Linked DNA regions of Homo sapiens: all the other regions are linked to region 1. The links are chromatin contacts, found by Hi-C in ENCODE. All regions are on one chromosome and are shown on one strand. The core of a region is the stretch at or near the end of the contact, and the rest is flanking DNA. Distances in the headings are between cores, read along the strand shown. Region 1 holds the start of MRPL19 (mitochondrial ribosomal protein L19). Region 2 holds the start of SFXN5 (sideroflexin 5). Region 3 holds the start of SMYD5 (SMYD family member 5). Region 4 holds the start of ALMS1 (ALMS1 centrosome and basal body associated protein).

Region 1 (5,349 bases), core at 1,487-3,986:
CAAAGGTATCCAATCATCTGGCTTCCCTGGGACACACTGGAGGAATTATCTTGAGCCACACATAAAAGACACCAACAATAGCTGGTAAGCTTAAAAAAAAAAGGCACAAAAAAAATCTCATATGTTTTAAGAAAGTTTACAGATTTGTGTTGGGCCACATTTAAAGCTGTCCTGGGCTGTGGGTTGGACAAGCTTGGTCTAATACAGAGTTCATACTCAAATGTATGTCATTATCCTGGGAAGGTATTTTACATCTATTCGTTGCCCAATTCAAAATACAATCAAGCTTCACACATATTTGGTCATTAGTCTCTCAGACTAGGACTTTTTTCCAACTTTGTATTTTTATAACATTAACTTTTTTGAACAGTCAAGGCCTACTATCTCATCTCTGGATTCTGGATTGTTTCCACATGCCTAGACTAAGGTTAAATAATTTTAGTAAGAATATTACAGGGAGATGATGTGAACAACTTATTCTGTCACATCAGGAGACACATAATATCAACTGGTACCAATACTGGTAAAGTTAGGTTTGACTGTTTGGCAAAGTTTCAGAAGGCCCCCCTTACATTTCTTTTTACTTTTCATATGCATGTATGTCTGGGCAACATATATTGTTTCGTATAATTTTGTTTTTGTTTTTTTCTGAGACAGAGTCTTGCTCTATCGCCCAGGCTGGAGTGCAGTGGCACGATCTCGGCTCACTGCAACCTCGGCATCCTGTGTTCAAGCAATTCTTCTGCCTCAGCCTCTCGAGTAACTGGGATTATAGGCACATGCCACCACACCTGGCTAATTTTTTTTTTTTTTTGTACTTTTAGTAGAAATGGGGGTTTCGCCATGTTGGCCAGGCTGGTCTCGAACTCCTGACTTCGTGATCTGCCCTCCTCGGCCTCCCAAAGTGCTGGGATAACAGTCGTGAGCCACCGCACCCGGCCTATAGTTTTAAAACTTCATAAAAATAGCATCCTACTACATTAATGATTCTAAAGGTTTTTTTTACACACAGATTTGTGAAAATCTTCCATGTTTAAAAGTGAGCTCTAATTCACTCATTTTTCACTGCTATACAATATTCTGTCATATGAATGTATTTGCCTGTTCACCTACTGATGGATATCTAGGCTGCCTCTAAATTTTGTTACAAAAAATACTGTTACATTCATTCTCGTGCTTGTCTCCTTGTACATACACGTTAGGAGTTTAAGTTGTGTGCTTTCTGAGTGAGAAGGTATACACAACTTAAACTTAGTAAATTCTGTCAAATTGTTCTCTAGAGCATATAATTTACATTCCTATTTAAGTGAATTCTATTAAATGCCACTGTTTAAAAGAGATATTCCATTTCTACCCTCAAAAGCAAAGTTTTATGAAGAAATATTTTCTGAATCTCTTAGTTCTCTAACTCCAAGTTTACTTCTATTTAAATCCGTGGAATATTTTAAATGTTAAAAAAAGAAAAGAAAAAAAAAAGCCAGGCGTGGTACCAGTAGTTCCAGCTACTCTGGAGCCTGAGGCGGGAGGATCACTTGAGCCCAGAAATTTGAGGCTGCAGTGAGCTAAAATCACCACTGCACTCCAGCCTGGGAGACTGAGAGAGACTCTGTCTAAAAAAAATTTAAAAAATAAAAAAATTAAAAATCCCAGAAGTAATCCAATCAATAATCTACAGCCCTTTCAAAAAGCCTATAATCATATCAGGTTTTTCCTCTGAAAACTGGCTTTTTAAAAAGGTTGCTACATAGCTCTCTTTTCAGACCTTAAGTCCTTTAAATTTACATGTACCTCCAAGATTACCACCATTCATATAAGTTTTTATTCACACTATTTTGATGAGTAAGTTTCAGACACAATTTAGTGGCCAGTTTTACTGTGCTTTGTCTGCCAAAACTTCCAACCTAAACCATAGCAAATTTTTTAAGTTGGCCAATCGATTCCTATCCAGGGTTAAGGGTCTTTTGAGAGAAAAGAAGAGCTCTTGGACGTAAACAGGTATAAACAGGATATACCTCAGAGAAAAACTCTGGTACAGGACAAATACCACAGAGAAAAGAGTTTAAAATATGGGGAACCCCTACTTGAAGTTCTGACTCAATAAAACTGCAAAGAAGTTCAATGCTGGCTTGGGGAGAAGTGAGAAAGAAAGAACAGTGTGGTGCGCTGGCTCTTGAATCCTACACACCTGCTCGTGCAGGGGGAGGTGCAGCCCCCACCTTAGAGCCGGGACCTCGAACGCGAACGCGCTCACGCGCGCACCGACCCCAGTTGCCGGCCTAGCGCCAGGGCAGTGCCTCACCTGCGTTCCGGTTCCACGGGGCGGTGCTTGTCCACGATGACCGGTTTCGGCGGCGGTTGGAACGCACCGGGCTCGGAAGGCCCAGTGCTCTGCTGCCGGACAGGCCCCGCGTGGACCCCTGCGGGAGCGGACGACGGAGGTCAGAACTCTCGTGCCAACCCTGAGATCCCGCAGAGCCCCGCAATCTCCCCCAACCCGGCGTCCCACGGGGGACCAACGCTGGGGTTGCCTCTGATCTCCAGGTTCGCCTCCCCCATCCTGACCCTGGGCCCCTAACGCGCCCCAGCTCGCAAGTCCGGCTCCACTTACTGCAGGCGATAGAGGCCGGCGGGGGGAGCAGAGTCCTGGCGGCTTGGAAACTCCGGCCTAGGCCCATTGCAGCCCAGTGCCCCGCTGCAATGCAGGCCGCCATGCCAGCTAGCTCACGTCAAGACTACAGCTCCCAGTAATCAGTGCGACGAGGTTGTTGCTGTCTGCCACCATATGGCGGCTGCTATGGGACAAAATGGATAAGTCTCTCCTCGCTCCTTTCCTGATGTCTTAGGAAAAGTGCACGTTTCTCTAGTTCCTCGTAATGCGCCAAGTTACACCCCTCCACAGGGGTGTTCTCCCAGCCTAGAAAGCTTTTTCCTCCCCCTATGAATCCACTCTATCTTCTCAGACAAGCTTTCGCTATGCGAAAATCCCATTGTAGGCCGTCTTTCCCACTGGGTGCCTTCGATTGGCAGCTCTGATCTCATTTGCAATTCTTTCTTGTGTAATTATTAGATTAGTATTTAAATCTGCCATTATACTATAATGAGGCAAGGGAAGGGATAAAGTCTTCTTTTTGCTCACCATGTTATCCCAGCACCTAGCACCTACCTGGGCCCTCACTAACATCTTTTGTTTTGTTGAGACAAGGTCTTCCTCTGTTACCCAGGCTGGAGTGCAGTGGCGCGATCATGGCTCTGCAGCCTCCAACTCCTGATGTCAGGAGATCCTCTCACCTCAGCCTCCCGAGTAGCCAAGACTACAGTCTCGCACCATCACGCCCAGCTAATTTTTCTAATTCTTTGCTGAATGCACAGAAAAGAGAATAGAATAGTTCCTGACAGAACTGCTGGCCCATAGTCCTTGAGACTACACAAAGCATTAACCCTTTGAGGAACCCAAATGAATTTGGGCTGGGCAACTGTGGGTATGGATAGGTGGGAGAAGTAAAGCTGGAAAAGGTAAATTGTAAGTCTTGTTAAGAAATTTGGAAAATGACTGGGCGTGGCCAGGCATGCCTGTAATCCCAGCACTGTGGGAGGCCGAGACAGGAGGGTCCCTTGAGCTCATGAGTTGGAAACCAGCCTGGGCAATATAGTGAGACCGTATCTCTAAGAAACAAACACACAGCCGGGCGCAGTGGCTCACGCCTTTAACCCCAGCATTTTGGGAGGCCGAGGCGGGCAGATCGCCTGAGGTCAGGAGTTTGAGACTAGCCTGGCCAACATAGTGAAACCCCGTTTCTACCAAAAATAAAAAAAATGATCCAGGTGTGGTGGCAGGCTCCTGTAATCCCAGCTACTTGGGAGGCTAAGGCAGGAGAATCGCTTGAACCTGGGAGACAGAGGTTGCAGTGAGCCGAGATCGCGCCATTGCAACAAGAGCGAAACTCCGTCTCAAAAAAACAGAAAAAGAAACACACACAAAAAAAGAAATTTGGAATTTGTTATTTCAGCAGTGGTTATATAAGGATTGAACACTTAGAGTAATGTGATAATTTAACTACATAATAGTCATTCCAGTTGCATTAATGTCCCAAAGCTACCTCAAATTCAGCCTATCCATACTGAGTTCATCTTTTTCAGCTCCAGACTTCCTTCCCAGTATTGGCTATCTCAAGGAATGGCTTCAGCATCCACTCTCTTGCCTAAGCCAAAAATCTCAGTGCCATTCTTGATTCCTCCCTGTCTCCTCCTGGATGAAGTTCCAAAAACTATGCCTGACACCGTCAAATATCTCAGGAATCCATATACTTTCTCATCCTCCCATCCATATTTCCAATCTAGGTCAACATATTTTCTCTCTTCAGGATCCCTGGAGATCCCTGCAACAGCCTTCTCATTAGTCTTCTTGCCTCTGGTTACCTCCAGTCCTTCACGCAGCAACCAAAAAAAGATGGCTCAGAAATGCATACCCTGTTCTTTCCTTTCCCCAGTTTAAAGCCTTACTGTTTACTTTTGACAGAAGTCAAATGCTCATAAAAGCAACCAACCTCTGCAGCTTGGCCTCTATACTCTGACTTGCCATCCTGAAGAACATGAGCTGTTACATCAGCCTGAGGAACAGGGCCATGTTTTGAGCACAGAATTCAAGATGCTGTGAAGAAAGACAGGGCCTTCTATTTTAACTCTAGCTTCTTTGATTAGAACAAGAATTTATTCTATAAATGACAAGGAATCTCACAACCAAAATTTCAGATGAGCAATATTTTGGCTCTTCTACCTACCCGAAAAAGTAGACTTCAAGCCCTTAAGAGTAAAAGGGAGGAGAGGCAAAGATAATCATGACTGGCAGTGGTGAAGATTTTTCTGTATTAACCATGCCCAGAACACGTGGCCTTCACTCTTGCTGGGATTGGTCCTAAAGGTAGGGGCAGAGAAATAAAAGACAGACCTTCACAGGAGGACAGCAGGATTTACTAGACATTGCCAAGCCACTCCTGCTGCCCTCTCCTCTTCCACAGATGAAGGAATAGTTGTGTAGAGTTTTACAAAATTGGAAGAATGAACCTAAAGAATCTTATCTAATTTTCTCCCGTATTCTTGCTCATCCAACATATATCAGGCCGTTTTGACCTTATCTTAATTTGGAGAACAAGCTGGAGTTTAAATTATTCCAACTTAAGTTGTTATTAAACAACTTCATAGAGCAAAATCAAAGAGCACAGAGCTGGCTCAACCATTTTATGAGCTGATCACAGGAATAGAACTTTAATTATTTACTTCTGTGTTTTACACCCTTGGAAAGGAGATCATGAACATCATTACATAATGTTCAGCCAAGGGAAGAAAGTATTC
Region 2 (5,349 bases), core at 1,284-3,783, 2.6 Mb after region 1:
GAGACACCTATACTTAGGAAAAAGCCTTTGTTGTCCTCCCATCCATCCATTAAGCTGCTATCTCAGCCTGTCCCTTCTGCCCCAGGGGCTTGCCTGGCTTGGCTGCAGTGCACTTTGAAATGAAGTATCTGTCCTTTGGCCCAGCCCCTGGTTTGCTTGTAGAAAACATGGTAGGCTTCCCCAAGGCATCTGCAGGGAACTTTGGCAGCTTGGGGCACCCTGAATTAGCAAAAATGGGGGGTGATGAGGTGCTGAAGAAGGATACTTAACAGCTTAGTGAGGAGGCAAGAGCTCCTCTGGGACCACCACTTCTTCAGGAGAGGGCCTGTGGGCTTGCTTTTGGAAGGCCTCAGGCAGACACGTGCCCTCTGGGTGATGTCTGTCTGCTGCCAGGATGGAGCAGAGGAGCGCCACACATGGAGGAAAGCCCCTGTAACGTTACCTACCTTAAACTCCACTCATCAAATCTGAGAAAAGTATCCACTGGTCCCCAGGGTTTCAGTCATGCTTTTGGGGGTCATTGGGTATTAGAGAAGTAAGTATCTTTTCTGAGAGAGGGGGAGTCACCCCCCCTACTGGGGATTCCTCTGGGCTTTATTCACTCCCAGCCCTGGCCCTGACCTTTGTGGGCCTCCCTAATGCCCAGGGCATGGATGGCTTCAGAGGAGTTTTTGAATCGAAGCCCAGGGTCCTTGTTGATGTTTCTTCTCCTAGCCACACTTGGAGGAAAGTTGCAGGTGGGTTGGGCAGGGAGCAGGCATGGTTCTGCTTTGCTGTTTGTCTTCCTAGTTAAGGCTCTTTATAAAGAGCTTGTTCTTCATGTTTTAAGCACTTTATGAAGAATAAAACATTCATGTACTGCAGGTGGCTCTGTTGTGTTCCTGTTTTGGAATGAACAGTTACAGGAGGCTGCTGTGGGAGAAAGCACCTTAAATCAAGGTGATGGGATTCTTGGATGACACTGTCCCTGCCCCTTATAAGGGGGCAGCAGCACAGTGTTGCCCAGCAGCCTGAACTTAGTCTTTTCTGACTCCCAGGGTACCCACATTTATTGCGCACCTAAGATGGGCCCATTTATTGGTAATACAGAGGGTAAGAAATGGATTCCTATTCTCAAGTTGCATGGTCTAGCAGGGGAAGATAAGATACAAATCCAAGATACAAATAGTTCTTCATGGCTAGATAGAATCTCTAAGATAAGATACAAATCCAAGATACAAATTGTTCTTCGTGGCTAGCTAGAATCTCCCCCTAGCTTTATGAAAAGTGTTTCTTGTGGTTCAACTACTAGAGGATGAAAAACTTTGACTGCTACAGCTCATGTAGTGTCCAGAAACACTGGCAGACATGAGCCAACCCTGCACTCCACCACGAGACTAATGAGACCCAAAGTGGAGTTCCCTAGAAGACCAAATATTTCTACTGTCATCTTGGGCAAAACAGGCAGCTCCCGAAGTCTGGCTCACTGACCAGGTAATTCAGCTGGGAATCTTCAGCTAATCCATTCTACAACTGTATGTGTTTATTATCCATACTGATCCTTACTCCACAATCTGTAATACTCCCCCTTACCTAACACCCTCCCCACCCACCCTAGTCCCAAGTTCTCCTCCTGCCCAGGAATTAGGCCCAGGAGGGATCTTCCTTGGTTGGCCAGACAAGGTGAAAGCTGCCAGGGCTCTTAATCCCCCACTGATGAACTCACAGCCAACACTTATTTGAGTCTCTACTGTGAGCCCTTTTATGTCTGGCTCTGAAAACTGAAGTGAATCAAAAAGTCATAGCCCCTGCCCTGTGAACTTTACAGTAAGAAAGACTGTCCAGAACAGTAAGTAGTTGTGAGTGCAAAAGAGAAGTGCTGGGTGCCACGGAGCCTCTGTGGGATTTTGTGCAAGCAGAGTGATGGACTGGGAAATGCAATGTTTAGGCTAAAGCCAGAAAGCCAGCATCAGGCGAAGATTTAGTCTTCCGGGTACAGAATGTTCAGGGGTCGGGAGGCGGGCAGGCCCCAGCATGCTCCAGGAACTGAGTGTCAGGGCAGCCGGAGAGCACAGGACGAGTGGGCAGGGTGGCGACGGAGGAAAGTACGAGAAGGTCCGCAGTGCAACTCCTTGGAGAAAGCCTTCCGAGGTTAACCCTACTCCGCCTGGAGTCTTTGCCCATCTGGTCCCAGGTTCCCCCTTGAATGGGACCCTTCTGCGCTGCCTGGCCCCAGGAGCGACGCCCACGGCAGCAACTCTAACTTCTGGGGGCAACTAAGCAGCGAGGGGTGGCCCGTGGTCGTCGTACAGGAACACCTTTCCTGGACTGCCGACCTTGCACCTTGCAACGCGGACAGCGGGCACCGAGACCTCTCCGGACGGCCGCAACTCTCCGCAGTCTACGGTTGTAAGCGCCGCGACGCGAAAAACTACACTCCCCACAACGCCTTGCGCCTCCCGCTCGCTGCGGTTGATTAGGGCCAATCGGGAGAGGCAGCTGTGGCGGGGGCCGAGGAGGGACATTTTAAAAGGGCCGGAGATTGCGGGCGTCAGTGGCCATGGCGGATACAGCGACTACAGCATCGGCGGCGGCGGCTAGTGCCGCTAGCGCCTCGAGCGATGCACCTCCTTTCCAACTGGGCAAACCCCGCTTCCAGCAGGTGAGGACCGGGCTGTGGTCTGCGGGCCGGCGGGTGGCAAAGAGAGGACGAGCAAACTCCCCTCCAAAGTCCCCTTCCGCCCAAGGGTCTCCCACCCGCGGCCAGCGGAGCCTGCAGCTAGCGCCAGGGGGGGAACCTCGGTCACAGTCACCCTTTTCCCATTGGTCAACGGGGCGGGCGCGGACTCCCATCTTGGCTTCCTATTGGCCCTTGGCGCCGTCACTCCCCGACTGCCCGCGCCCTCTAGCCTTTCCCGCCCGCGGCGCCCTGTGATTGGCCACCGGCGGCTGCGGTCAAGGTCCCGAGCGCCCGGCTTCGAGCGGCTGCTCAGGGTCGCTCCGGGTTGTGCAGCTGCCCGCCCGGGACGCAAAGTTCTAGTCTGGCCCTGGATGGGAAGTTGGCGTGGCCGGGATGCCTTCTAACTTTTTCCCCCGGTGGGGACTGACGTTCCTTTCGAGCTGCTGGCGGTGCCGCCGGGCAGCGTCGCGCCCCGCGGTCACTCCCCAGCCCTGGCCCCCAAGCCGGGCTCGGCGCGCGCAGCAGGTTGAGGGGGCGAGTGCCGAGGCGAGCGGCGGTCCGGCGTCCCCCGTCCCTGCTCTCCATCTCGGGCTGAGGATTCGCTGACGCAGCAAGCCGGCCGATGCCCTGAGGGGACGCAGCCAGGGCGTGCGGGGGAAACGCTGTGTCATCCCCTGGGGCCGTCGTCCCTCCGAGGGGCTGCCGCCTGGGAACCCCCCCCCAGCCTCTTCCTCGCTGTGTTCTCCGCGGAGGGTCTCCCGCGCCCGGGCCCCCGCGCCGCCGGGGACTGGCTCTGGGCACACCCGCTCAGGCTCTTCGGGGCACGGCGACAGGGGTCCTTTCCCTCCGGGACCTCCTCTGGGGCGTCGCCGACTCGGCCCTAGACTGCGGAGGCGGGGGTGGAACGCGGAGCCCGGGCGCCTGGTTGGGCCCGGAGACCGGAGCCGGGGAGGGGCCGCTCCCGCGCCGCAGACCCTCGGGCTCCCGCGCCTCCCGCACCAATGAGACGGAATTTATTAGGAAACAGGCAGAGAGACCGCTGAAGTGAACCGGGGCTTGCCAGGGGTGGGCGGCAGCCGAGGCGGCCAGAAAAGAACTTTGAAGGAAGAAAGGAAATTGTGCTAAGGTCGGTGCGGTGGCTTTTTTTTTCTTTTTTTGTTGTTGTGGTGGAAGGGGACTGGTTCCAGCAAGGGGGTGCCCCGAGCTTTGCTGATAATTAGGGAACTTGGCTCCTGAGCCGTCTGAAAAAAATGTCCCCAGTGTTTCTTAACAGGACTTTAATTCCTTTTAAAAGTAGGCCATCTCAGCATGTAGGTATCCGAGGCGAGACTGGCATCTTCCTTCCAGTGTAGGAGGCCATCTAGGGCGAGAGTGTCGGGGTGTCCCTGCCTGGACTTGAGTGACCTTATTACATTGCCTGTCCCCGCTCCCACCCCCATTCTGCTCGTTCTTAAAGGCTCAGTCGGGCCTGCCTCTCTGGCAAACACTTGCTCCCTTCTTCTCTGGTCCCATCAGATCGCAGGCTTCCTCCTGCACATCTCTTTGGCCACCTGAGTCAGATCCTCATAGCTCTCCATACAGTCTGCCCTGTGGTCTTCTAAATGTTTGCTGTGTGACGACTTGGTTTCCTCAAACCCCCTGTAGGCCTTTTGCAAGAAGGGGCTGATCTTGCCCTTCTCTGCCTCTGTCTTACCCTGATGGAGACAGGTTAGGCATATAGTAATGTGCCGAGTAAAAGATTTGTGTTTCCTTTTTTTTTTTCTTTTTCTTTTTGTCCTGGTGTCTGTTATCTGTATGTGGCACTAGGGACATTCAGTGACCTAACAGACATTTATCAAATACGTCTTAGTGGCTTATATGACTGAGCCCTGTGCTGTGAGCACTGCTCTAGAGCCATAGATAAACATTTTAGGCTACCCTGTTCCTGCAGCCATAGCGGTACTTCTTTTTGGCACTGCTCTTGAAGGCAGTAAAAGTGTTTGTTGTATGCACTTTTGAAGCTCCCCTCCTCCAGCATAGTGGCCTGCATAAAGCACGTTGCATGTGATTCATCCATGTTAAGGATCTTCTCTTTCCTCCATATCTGCTCCTCCCGCATGGCTCCCTGGCTCTGCAAACAGCCCAACTTGCCACCCAATCAATGCAGCCAGAAACCTGGGAGCCGCCTGTGTTCTTTCCTTCTTCTCCCTCACCCTTTAAATGCAACCAGAGGCCCAGTGATCTTACCTCTTACACAGCTCTCAAGTCCACCCATCTCTACTGCCAGAATCCTAGACCAAGCCCCCATCGTCTATTTCCTGGGTCACTGCAGTAGCCTCACAACAGGTCTCCCTGCTTCCACTCTGGCCCTCTTCCAGTCCTTCCTCTTTCTGCAAGTCAGAGTCCCAACAGTGCAGATCTGATCAAGGGACTCCCTACGCCCTTGTAGATTTAAATACCCTCCAATGGCTTCCCCTGCTTCTGAGATAAAGACCTCACTTCTGAAGGGGCCCCCAAAGTATGCATGGCCCACCCCACTGACTACTTCTTCCTTGAATCCCACCACCCACCCACCCACACTTCGCACCCTCCTTCACATCACACTGGCTGCTTTTCAGCCTCTGAACCCACCACGTTCCCTCCCACCACTGGGCCATCTGCTTGGAACATCACCTCTTCCTCTACCCCCAACTCTTGTTCCCATTCTTCCT
Region 3 (5,349 bases), core at 1,285-3,784, 2.4 Mb after region 1:
GGCAACACAGCAAGACCCCATCTCTATAAAAAAAAATAGTGCAAAACTCTTAAGACTATGTAATAGATTTTTGTTGTTGTTGTTGAGATGGAGTCTCCCTCTGTCGCCCAGGCTGGAGTGCAGTAGCACGACCTCAGCTCACTGCAACTTCTGCCTCCTGGGTTCAAGCAATTCTCGTGCCTGGCCCTCAGGTAGCTGGGATTACAGGTGTGCACCACCACGCCCGACTAATTTTTGTATTTTTAGTACAGATGGGGTTTCACCATGTTGGTCAGGCTGGTCTCGAACTCCTGACATCAAGTTCAAGTGATCCGCCCCTCTCGGCCTCCCAAAGTGCTGGGATTACAGGTGTGAGCCACCACGCCAGGCCTAATTTTTGTATTTTTAGTAGAGACAGGGTTTCACCATGTTGGCCAGACTGGTCTTGAACTCCTGATCTCAAGTGATCAGCCCACCTTGGCCTCCGAAAGCGCTGGAATTAAAGGAATGAGCCACCATGCCCGGGCAGACTATGTAGTAGATTTTAAAATCTTGATTAAAAGAAGAAAGCCCACAATAAGCCATGCTGCTATCCGGCTAGTGCACCAGTATGGTAATCCAGCTGGCTTCCACTGGACCTGGTGAGGTTTCTGTTCTGACTGGTCATGTCTCTGGCATAATAGTTGATAAATTTTTGAAAAGTCATTCCTATCCACAGAAGCAATAAACAGTAGTCAAAAACTACTCCCACTTGAGGCCCCTGGTCTATATAGTTTCATGACCCAATTCTCTCAAACCTTTAAAGAATAAATAATGCTCATGCTATTTAAACAATGTAATGACAGAAAGCATTTCTGTTTTACCAAAAAAAAACAAGTATAACCCTCATGTGGCAACTTGAGGAAAATAACACAGAGAAAAAAATCACAAACCAATCTCATTTGAATAGAGAAGCAAAAAGCCCAGGATAATCCATGCTGTTACCAAGTCCAGGCAGGTATGTTATTTTCTCCAGCAGCAGATCAGATGTAGGCAAGGAGAGGGCAATCAGCTAGGGCCTTGATAGAAGCCTGGGACAGGAAAACTGTGCAAGGAGAGTGGCTGAAGTGAAGAAGCGAGAGGGAAGAAATGAAGAAAGGAAGGGGCTGAGAGACTGGGGGCTAATGAAGAAAAAGGTGAAGAATATCACTGCAAACCAAGAATGATGGAACTGAGAGGCCTTCAAACTGTGGCCACCCAGGAGCACTAGAGACTATGGAGATGGAGATAGGAACAGGTAAGGAGACCAGGGATGTAGGGAAGCTGATTTACCAGGGAAGGAGCAAACTGCTCCAGATACCTCTAGAGCAGAAAGGGGGCACGGAAGGTTGAGCTGGAAAACTAGATCAATATGATGACGCTGAGAGCAGACAACAGACAACTAGAGGTCTTACGTCTTGGGCAAGAACCAACCATACACACAGCCACTACACAGGATAAATTATTCAACCTCACTAGTAACCAAAGAAACGTAAATGAGAACAAATATAATTTTACACATATCAATAGGCAAAGATAACTAGGAAAAAAATACTGCTGGACAAAACAAGAGGATGTTTGCACAGAAAATGAGCTCTAAGACTTTTGACTCTGGGGATGAAAAATACCATACAACAATAAAGGGTCCATTAATAAGGGGTTGGTTGAGTGAACTGTGACCCTCTCACGGAAGAAGCTACTACTCAGCTCTTAAAACTTAATATGTAGAAATAGGCTTGATATTGAAAGATTCACTGCTGCATCAAAAAGCAGTTTCTAAAAATGTAATTTTAACGTACTCATCTTTGCACAAGTATAGAAGTATGGGTGATTTTTGTATTTTCTTTCCTTACATGCATTTTGTATTTTTTTCTACAATGAACTTTTGGAACACAATAAAAACGACAAAATCACGTCACCTTCCTGCTAAAAACTCTCCCAATGCCCCCACGGCCTTTGGACTCTGGTCCAAATTCCTCAGCACTCCAAGGACCCTCGTGAAGGATCTTGGCCTCTCTCCTCATCCCCTCACCCAAATCTCACACATGAAGTTCGTGAGGACTCCCTCTTTTACACCTCAGTTCTCTCTGCCCGGCACATCCCCGCCCACCGTTCCAGGGATACAGCAGCAAAGCCCCCTAGCCCCGCCCCGAGCAGCCACAGAAGGGCCTCCCGCGGGCTGGCCGAATTCCGCTGGGAGGAAATGCGCACGGAGACTCCGGAGGCCCGGGTCTATCGCGTGACCGCGCCACGAGCCTGCGCGCAGGGACAGACTGGGAGCCCCCGGGCCGCGAGCAGGGGCAGGGCCGTAGCGTCCGAGCGGCACAGAAGCCTCTGGGCTCCGGGCATGGAGTCCGGCCGGGCTGTCTCCATGGCCGGACTGGGGAGAGGCTCCCGGCAGGACCCGCCCCGACCTCACCTTGGCGCTGCTCACGAAACGGACTTCCACGGAGACCCGCGCGCGGCCCGCCACGCCCACGCAGAAGGAGAACACGTCGCACATGGAGGCCGCCATCTTGGGCGCGCCTCCGCCTTATGACCCTTAACCCCGCCTCGACCTGAGAGGCCACACCCCCTTCTGGTCCCGCCCCCGGCGAGAGTGCCCCTGAGGCTGCGAGGTTTTGGGCTCCACCAAGTCTGAATTTAGGTTCCGTGGTTTGTTGACGGGAGTGTAACTGGGCCTGCCTTTGTGCTTTTACATCGGTGCCTTTTTGTGTCTGTACCTCTGTATCAGAGTCTGTGTGCGCGTACAGTTTTGATGTGTGTATCTTTGAGTCCGTTGCATGTTTTGTTGTGGTTTTTTTTTTTTGAGATAGTCTCACTCTGTCGCCCAGGCTGGTGTGCAGTGGCGCGATCTCGGCTCAGTGCAACCTCTGCCTCCCAGGTTCAAGTGATTCATTCTCCTGCCTCAGCCTCCCGAGTAGCTGGGCGTACAGGCGTGCGCCACTAAGCCCAGCTAATTTTTGTATTTTTAGGGGTTTCACCATGTTGGCCAGGCTGGTCTCGAACTCCTGACCTCAAGTGATCCGCCCGCCTCGACCTCCTAAAGTGTTGGGATTACAGGCGTGAGCCACCTCGCCCGGCCTCCGATGCATGTTTCTATGTATGTTGTCTCTGTCCACACAGTGGCCTGTCTTCACTGAGTAAAGCGCTCTTTGGACCCAGCCCTAGAGTGGGACAGCAGAAGGCCAACTTACTCCTATCCTGTCTAGCTCTCAGCCTGAAGGGAAGGACTAGCTTATACCCCGGAGCTCACTCACCCCACTTGAAGAGTCCAGGACAAGATTTCCTTTCTCGGTAATCCCTCTGGCAGCAGAACAGTCCTGCCAAAGGTCAGGGTGGACTTGTGCCTCTGTCAGATTCTTCAATGGCTTAGGGACCTTGCAACCGGGGGTAGCGGAGGAGTCCATAGGGGACCTCAGATCTGAGAACCTCTGAAACTGGATACAGAAGTGAGTGTGCATATGCACACACTGTCGTGAAAAGGGGGAGGGGCCTGTTCTCTCAGGACCCCAAGAAGCTGCAAACCACAGACCTATGGCATTTGTCCCCACAGCTAGGCCTGACTATCAAGCCTTGTTTTGTTTCCTTGTCCCCTGATTTTGTGAGTTTTGTTTGAGACAGGGTCTCGCTTTGTCGCCCATACTGGCATGGGGCGATCTCGGCTCACGGCAGCCTCCAGCTCCCGGGCTCAAGAACAGACTGGGCAACGTAGTGAGACCTTGTCTCTCCAAAAAATAGAAAAATTTGCCGGGCGTGGTGATGCGTGGGAGGATCACCTGAACCTGGGGAGGTCTAGACTGCAATGAGCCGTGATCAAGCCACAATTATCTATCAAATAATTATAGATAGATAGATAGTTGGCAGGGACAGAGAAAGGTTCTTGAAACTGACCCTGCCTCTCCTCAAGCTTGCAACCTGGTGTCAAGGAGCGAATAGTCCACGGACTTGGGGGAGATAGATAGTTGGCAGGGCCAGAGAAGAGGCTCTTGAAACCGACCCTGGGTCCCCTCAAGCCTGCAGCCCGGTGTCAGGGAGCGAATAGTCCACGTACTTGGGGGCAAACCTACCCGAGAGCAGCTGGGGGCCGTGCCCTCACTCACCACCAGGTGGCAGGGCAGGCTTCCTTCCATCCCTCAGCTCAGTCCCCAAGAGCCATTCTAGAATCTGAATGGTCTGTGCTACAGAAATCAGCTCTGCAAATCCTGGCAGCAGGCTTCTTTCAGAGAAATCGAGCACATTCTTGAGAAGAAAAAGGAGCCATGAGTCAGAGTCATGAAAGGGGGAAATTATAACTGTCCTGTGAAAACACAGCAGAGTTTATGACAAAATGCCAGCCTTGGCATACACAAATTATTCTATAAAAAGATGGGGCTTTGGGAGGCCAAGGCAGGAGAACCACTTGAAGCCTGGAATTCAAGACCAGCCTGGGCAACAAGTGGACGTTGTCTCTACAAAAAATGTTAAAAATTAGCCAGGCGTGGTGTCACGCGCCTGTAGTCCCAGCTGCTTAGGAGGCTAAGGTGGGAGGATCACTAGAGCCCAGGAGGTTGAGGCTGCCGTGAGCTATGATTGCACCACTGCACTCCAGTCTGGGTGACAGAGCGAGTCCTTGTCTTTGCTGCTGGGCCTGAGCTTCTTCTGAGAATGGTAACAGTTCAGACAAAACAAGAAAACGTTGGGAAACTTTGTGAAGTGGGCTAAACAGTCTACCTTCTCTTCTTTGCTCTCAACTCCTTCTGATGGTGAAGAGTCTTCTATGCCCAGATGCTTATTCAAAGAGGTTCCTTCTCCACAGCCAGGCCAGGAAAATATTAATTGCTGGTACAGGTATTACTCCCCCAGGTGAGGGGAGCTGTGATATTATGAAATATATATTTGGTCTTCATCTCGATTTCCTGGCATAGAACTCCTAAAATCCCTAGAATCTCTGAAGTGATGTCTTTTCATATGCTAATGAGTTGACTGATGACTGGTAGACCTTAAGACTCCATAAAAAACAAAAAGGGCAGGGTTGGGCCGGGTGGTGGCTCACACATGTAATCCCAGCACTTTGGGAGGCCGAGGTGGGTGGATCACAAGGTCAGCAGTTCAAGACCAGCCTGACCATATGATGAAACCCCGTCTCTACTAAAAATATAAAAATTAGCCAGGCATGGTGGCATGCGCCTATAGTCCCAGCTGCTCGGGAGGCTGAGGCAGGAGAATCGCTTGAACCCGGGAGGCGGAGGTGGCGGTGAGCCAAGATCGCGCCACTGCAGTCTGTCTCAAAAAAAAAAGAAAGGAGGGGCTGCCATGTGGAATGAGCCCTGAATCTGTGGGGTCAGACACTACCTGCAGGTAGATCATGTC
Region 4 (5,349 bases), core at 1,144-3,643, 2.3 Mb after region 1:
TATTAATAGTTATTCAAGCAAGAAGTCACAGGACAAAATAAAAGTTAGAAGACCTAGTCAACAAGTGTGGCTTTAATTATGGTCTCTATGTAAATGACTTACAACTTGAAATCTCTAGCCCAGCCTTCTCCTTCAATCTTCAAAACCAAACTCATAATCTTAAGACTCACCCAACCAATTCCACCACCCACTCACAGCCACCACCTCCACCATAAATCTGGCCATATCTTAATATTGGCACAACCATTCAAACAATAACCTAACACCTGGCTACTTCACCTTTCACATCCCATCCGTTATTAAGTATGATGATTTTGCCTCTTAAATATCTCTCAAATCAGTCCACTTTTCCCTGTATCCACCAACACTTCCCTATTCCAAACTTTCATCATCTTTTGCCGGGCAATGCTGCAATGGTCTCCTAATTTATGCCCTTGACCTATGGCTACTGCTCCCCATCCCACCTTGCTATCACAGCTGTTCCACACTCTGCTATACACCTGACCTTTCTGAAACACCTAACTTATCATACATCCCCTCGTTTCAAATATTTTCTTCAACTCCCCAAAGCTCCAGAGATAAAGCCCCTAAATCCTTGGCATAGCACACAAAGCCTTGCAGTCTGTGCTCAAACCACGTTGGCTTCTGGGTCCTGGAAAATGCCATGCTCTCTCTCATCAACAGTACCTTTTCATGTGTTTTTCCCTCAGCTAGACGGCTCTTTCCCTCCCCTTTGCCTGATTAACCTTAAACTGTCTTCAGATATCAGCTCTATCATAACCTCCTCAAGAAGGCTTTCCCAACTTCACTGACAAGGCCAGATTATCTTACTTTATGCTTTCATAGAATATTAGCACATATATTAGTTTCACTTTATGTGATCATCTGAAATCTGTCTGCCTCCCTGTCTAGACCATGAACACAAGGAAGGCAGAGACCAAAAATGTTTGGGTTCACCAAGCTTTCCTTAGCACCCAGCACAATGTGTGGCACATGGTGAATTCTAATAATACATGTTCAATGAATTAAGTACCCCCTGGAATATTCACCAGACAAAACAACAACTACTGCTCATTAGTGACAAAACTCTACACCTTCACTGTCTGTGATGATGGAACTGTTCCATTATCTGCTCTGTCCAACATGGTAGCCACTAGCCTAGTGTGGCTGCTGAGCACTTGAAAACCGGTAAGAACAGACGCATGGAATTTTTCATTTAATTTATTTTTAACTCTTACTCAAAACTATAATAGTTTTCTCTTTAAGATGTAAAAAGCCACACGTGGCCAGTGGCTACTGTACTGAGCAGGGCAGGTCTTGCTCCTCGAAAAGCAGTAAGTTAAAAAAAGGGGGGTAAGGGCAGCAAATTAAATGGAGAGTTATTTTCAAAATGATCTTCGGGGGTCTACCATGAAATCGGCTTTCTCCATTGTGTATTATCTGTGCTTTGTAGTTTTGCAGACTGTTTGGAGCCGCATCACAAGCCTCCTGCATTCCAAGCCCCTCCTATCGGCTGGGGAACCCCTTTATTGCTACAAATGATGGTCCAGGGGAGGAAAACCCGCGGGGAGCCTCTCCAGACTAAGTGATCGCGCGGTGTACATTATCCACATTACTCCCTCAGGGGAGTCCTGCAATTCAGTCAAGCTCATCTGTTCACTGTCTCCCCAACAAGATGCTCCCCAGGCAACCACTCGCTCCGGTCCTACACCGCCTTTTCCCTCCTTCAAGGCTCGACACACCCGTGGTCCTCTCTCAGCGTTTCTCACGGGGAATGCAGGCTCCCCTGAACGTCTACGGGAGTTCAAAAGGCCCAGGACCCACCGAGGGGGAGGAAACGAGAAGTCTTTGCCACAAAGCCTGGGAGACGCGGAGCAGCCGGCCGGCACCTGGGCTGGAGTCTGGGCCGCCTACTAGCCTCAGCTGCGCGCGTTTTCTCCGTCAGGCGGCGTGACCTGCGGGCGGGCGGAGCGCTCGGGGCCCAGCCTCCACCCCCAACTCGCCGCGGCTCCACACCCCTCCCCGGCCCGCCTCACCTTCTCCAGGGAGGTCCGCTCGCCCTCCGAGTAGCGGTGCTGCGGGGGCGACAGCGGAGGCAAAATCCTGCCGGGGTGCGCCTGCAGCCAGGCCTTGGCCTCCTCGTCCTCCTCGTCGTCTATACTTTCCAGATGCTGGGGCCCGTAGTGAGAGTCGGAGTCCAACTCCCGCCCCGCCTCTTCCTCCACCTCCTCCACGACCACTACGTCGTCCACGTTCGCCGCCGCCGCCGCTGCAGCCTCCTCCTCTTCCTCCTCCTCCTCCTCCTCCTCCTCCTCCTCCTCCTCCAGCTCGCCCGGCCATGGCAGATCCTCGGGCTCCATGTTGGTGTCTCGCTCTGGGCGGCAGAGGAGGAGGAGGAGGGGGGGAGGGAGGGGAAGGGGAGAGCCCTGACTGGCGGTTGTGGCCCAGCTTAGGCGCAGTGCCGCCCGCCTGGGCGGGGCCGGAAGACCGCGCGCGCGTTGCTAGGGACGCCGCGCGAGGCCCGGCGGGAACGCCTTAGGGCGGAGGTTTGCTACAGGCGACGTTGCCGCCTCGCCGCCGTCACCGGCCGGGACCTTGCGAACTGTACTGTAAGCTCACAATAAACCGGGACTGGGCGCCTTCCGGGGCGCAGAGGGCCCCGCGCAAGGACAGTGTAGTTCTCGGCTGGGGTCGAGTTTCGCCCCTGCACAGAGAAGAGATCAAACTCTAGGACGTACCCGTTATAATCACACATGCAAATTATAAAGTTTTAAAGGTTGAGTATCTCCTAAAGTGTCAAGCTGTATGGTGGGCGCTTGAACCTAACCGTGGAAAAGTGTCACGGGTTGTTAGAGGGATTAAGAACTGGGCACTGGCATCAGAAAGATCGGAGTTTGAATCCTGGCATCACCACTTAAAGTGGTGTGACTTTGTGTTTATAAAACGATGATAATAGGCCATCGCATAGGATGGGTGTGATAATTAAAGGAAATAATCAATGTGAAGGACTTAGTGATAGGTTGGTTATTGTACAATAACTCATTAGATGCTCACGGTTCTGTGAGACAAGTATTACTATTTCATGTATGAAGAATCTGAGGCTAAAAAAATTAATTTGCCCAAAGTTTCTTACCTAGTAAGTGGCTGACTCAGTATGCCATCCCAGGTCCTCTGTTAGTGTAGGAATTGCCCTGGCCTAGACCAACCAGCTGTTAAAGGATAACAGAGCAAATATTTATACTGATAGTACATATGTTTTGGTGGTTCGTCAATGACTTTGGAGTGCTTTAAAAACAAAGATTTCCTGACCGCTTCAGGAACCTCTACGAAATGAATGGCAAATTAAAGTATCTTAAGATGCCATGTAACCAGACACCACCTGTACCCCCAATAACCTATGGGGAAAATTTTTAAATTAAAATTTTAAATAATAATTATAATCTTGAGATGCTTCACTGTTACCAAAGGAAATAGCCATAATTAAAGTGGAGTCCAGCAAAAAGTCTTCATGGTATTACCCACAATAGTAGAGATACATTGATAATGATGCTGAACCAATGTTGGTGGGGCAATTTTAGGGTTATTGCCAAGGATGTATGTCCTGCCTACCTGTCAATGACCCAATCCTGGCAAAACTTTAAGGGTAGAACATGAACTGGAGCCCAGTCTTGGAGTTCTGTTGAACACCTCTAAATGGACTATGAGTACATTAGGGTTATTTATTCTTAAGGGGTTTAGGGGTTCTCCTTGCCGGAGACCTATTACTGTAATAGTAGAAAAGAATTTATTAATTTTGTATTCCTGAATGTGAAATCTCAATGTTTATCTCCAGTAAGAGGACACACATTTCACTGATATTAAATAACTGTAAAGCTTTACCTTTTTAGAAACTCCGCTATCTTTTTGCATCCACAAATTTCAGGAAAGATAAAGAGAACTAATAGAATTCTAAAAAATAGCTTTCAAAGTTCTCTAACTTCCATCTAACTTCCAAAGCCCAAAGTACTTCTATTTGCCTTGATGGCAATAAGGTCAGTCCATTCTAAGGCCCATAAGTTATCTCCTTCTGAGTTAATAACAGGCTTCCTCATGTATTTGTGAATTACTTCCAATACTAGATGCTACTAATATAAGCTGTTATCACTAATTGCTGCAGGAGACTTCTAAGATTAACTCCTGCTTTATCAACAACAGATGGAAGCTGCATTCTCAAAGCACCCACCTAAGCAGCTTCTGAAGTTAGAGATTTGGTCTTCTGAAAAAGCATTAGAAAACAATTTCCCTTGAGCCTCAATGCAAGAAAAAAAAATGTCAGGTACTATCAACAACTGACCCAGGAGTAAAACTAGAAGACATTGATCCCTGGATTCATATTACACAACTAAAAAGACATGCATCATTTTCTCCTGGCTACCGGACATCCCATACTATTGGAAGACCTCAAACTGAAGATTCCTGGGACTTCCCCAGAAGCTGCTTACTGCAGAAATGGGCAGTTTATACCCAAGACAACAGGACAAGATTAATTTCTGATTCCTTGGCATCTCTTACCCTACCACTAATCTTGCTTATTGCATTTTGACACCCTTGATTAACTAACAAATTGATTTCTCGGGGAGATAACCCTTATCTTCATCCTGTTACTTTTGACTCCCTATGTTCTACTACTTAAAGTAAACATTATTTGGCCAGGTGCAGTGGGTCATACCTGTAATTCCAGCACTTTAGAAAGCCAAGGTGGGAAGATCACTTGAGACCAGGAGTCTAACTAACGTAGGCAATGTAGCAAGACCCCCATCTCTAAAAACAATAAAAAATTAGCTGGGCATGGTGGCACGTATCTGGAGTCCCAGCTACTCAGGAGGCTGAGGCAAGAGGGTCCTTGAAGCTCAGGAGTCCAAGACTGCAGTGAGCTGTGATCGTGCCAATGGGCAACAAAGTGAAACCCAATCTAAAAAAGAAAGAGAGAAAGGGAGAAGAGAGAAAGAGAAAGGAAAGGAAAGGAGGGGAAAGGGGAAAGGGAAAGAGAAAGGAAAGGGAAGGAAAAAAAGAAAAGAAAAGAGACACTTTCTGGAGTGTTTTTCTCAAACCGTAGCTACTGCTTTTAAGGAATTGTTGACAAAATTTAATAACTGTGCTTTCATAGACTTCATCAAGTAGATTTTCTTCTGTAGGTCACTTCTGGTACTTAAGCATTCCCCACAAAGTTCATCCCAAACCTCAGTCTTCTAAAAATTGGACCTTGACCTACACTTCAACAGAATGTTTCCCTGAAGTCATTACAATCCTATGAGAAAAACCTAGCCCTTCAGGAATAGAAACTAATATTGGGGCTATTCTTTATACACT

What was found. Hi-C counts contacts between places; a loop is a spot of excess contacts on that map. Pooled maps may share reads with other maps.
Region 2: a loop to region 1 is called in a map of naive thymus-derived CD4-positive, alpha-beta T cell, with 12 times the contacts of the local background. The contact joins the promoter of SFXN5 here to the promoter of MRPL19 in region 1. A Hi-C loop is called at or near these places in 1 of 168 maps with a recorded cell type or tissue (naive thymus-derived CD4-positive, alpha-beta T cell), 1 of 37 single-sample maps with no recorded cell type and 8 of 50 pooled maps.
Region 3: a loop to region 1 is called in a pooled map, with 5 times the contacts of the local background. The contact joins the promoter of SMYD5 here to the promoter of MRPL19 in region 1. A Hi-C loop is called at or near these places in 5 of 50 pooled maps.
Region 4: a loop to region 1 is called in a pooled map, with 12 times the contacts of the local background. The contact joins the promoter of ALMS1 here to the promoter of MRPL19 in region 1. A Hi-C loop is called at or near these places in 6 of 50 pooled maps.

The regions. Positions count from the first base shown.
Region 1 is chr2:75,644,170-75,649,518 of GRCh38, reverse strand. It overlaps MRPL19 (mitochondrial ribosomal protein L19), which reads right to left and starts at 2,736. Exons shown (of 6, transcript NM_014763.4): 1 at 2,609-2,736; 2 at 2,300-2,417. The coding sequence starts at 2,711. RefSeq lists enhancers at 2,507-2,806, 2,642-2,936.
Region 2 is chr2:73,068,896-73,074,244 of GRCh38, reverse strand. It overlaps SFXN5 (sideroflexin 5), which reads left to right and starts at 2,533. Exons shown (of 14, transcript NM_144579.3): 1 at 2,533-2,641. The coding sequence starts at 2,540. RAB11FIP5 (RAB11 family interacting protein 5) reads left to right here. Exons shown (of 6, transcript NM_001371272.1): 6 at 1-863. RefSeq lists enhancers at 1,935-2,414, 2,615-2,664 and a silencer at 2,805-3,594.
Region 3 is chr2:73,211,430-73,216,778 of GRCh38, reverse strand. SMYD5 (SMYD family member 5) reads right to left here and starts at 2,534. Exons shown (of 13, transcript NM_006062.3): 1 at 2,417-2,534. The coding sequence starts at 2,512. NOTO (notochord homeobox) reads right to left here. Exons shown (of 3, transcript NM_001134462.2): 3 at 4,266-5,349. RefSeq lists enhancers at 2,357-2,596, 2,384-2,678 and a silencer at 4,001-4,070.
Region 4 is chr2:73,382,880-73,388,228 of GRCh38, reverse strand. ALMS1 (ALMS1 centrosome and basal body associated protein) reads right to left here and starts at 2,393. Exons shown (of 23, transcript NM_001378454.1): 1 at 2,037-2,393. The coding sequence starts at 2,360. It overlaps LOC105374804 (a long non-coding RNA gene), which reads left to right and starts at 2,548. Exons shown (of 4, transcript XR_007087053.1): 1 at 2,548-2,776. RefSeq lists enhancers at 1,605-1,844, 1,885-2,634 and silencers at 1,905-2,074, 2,235-2,634.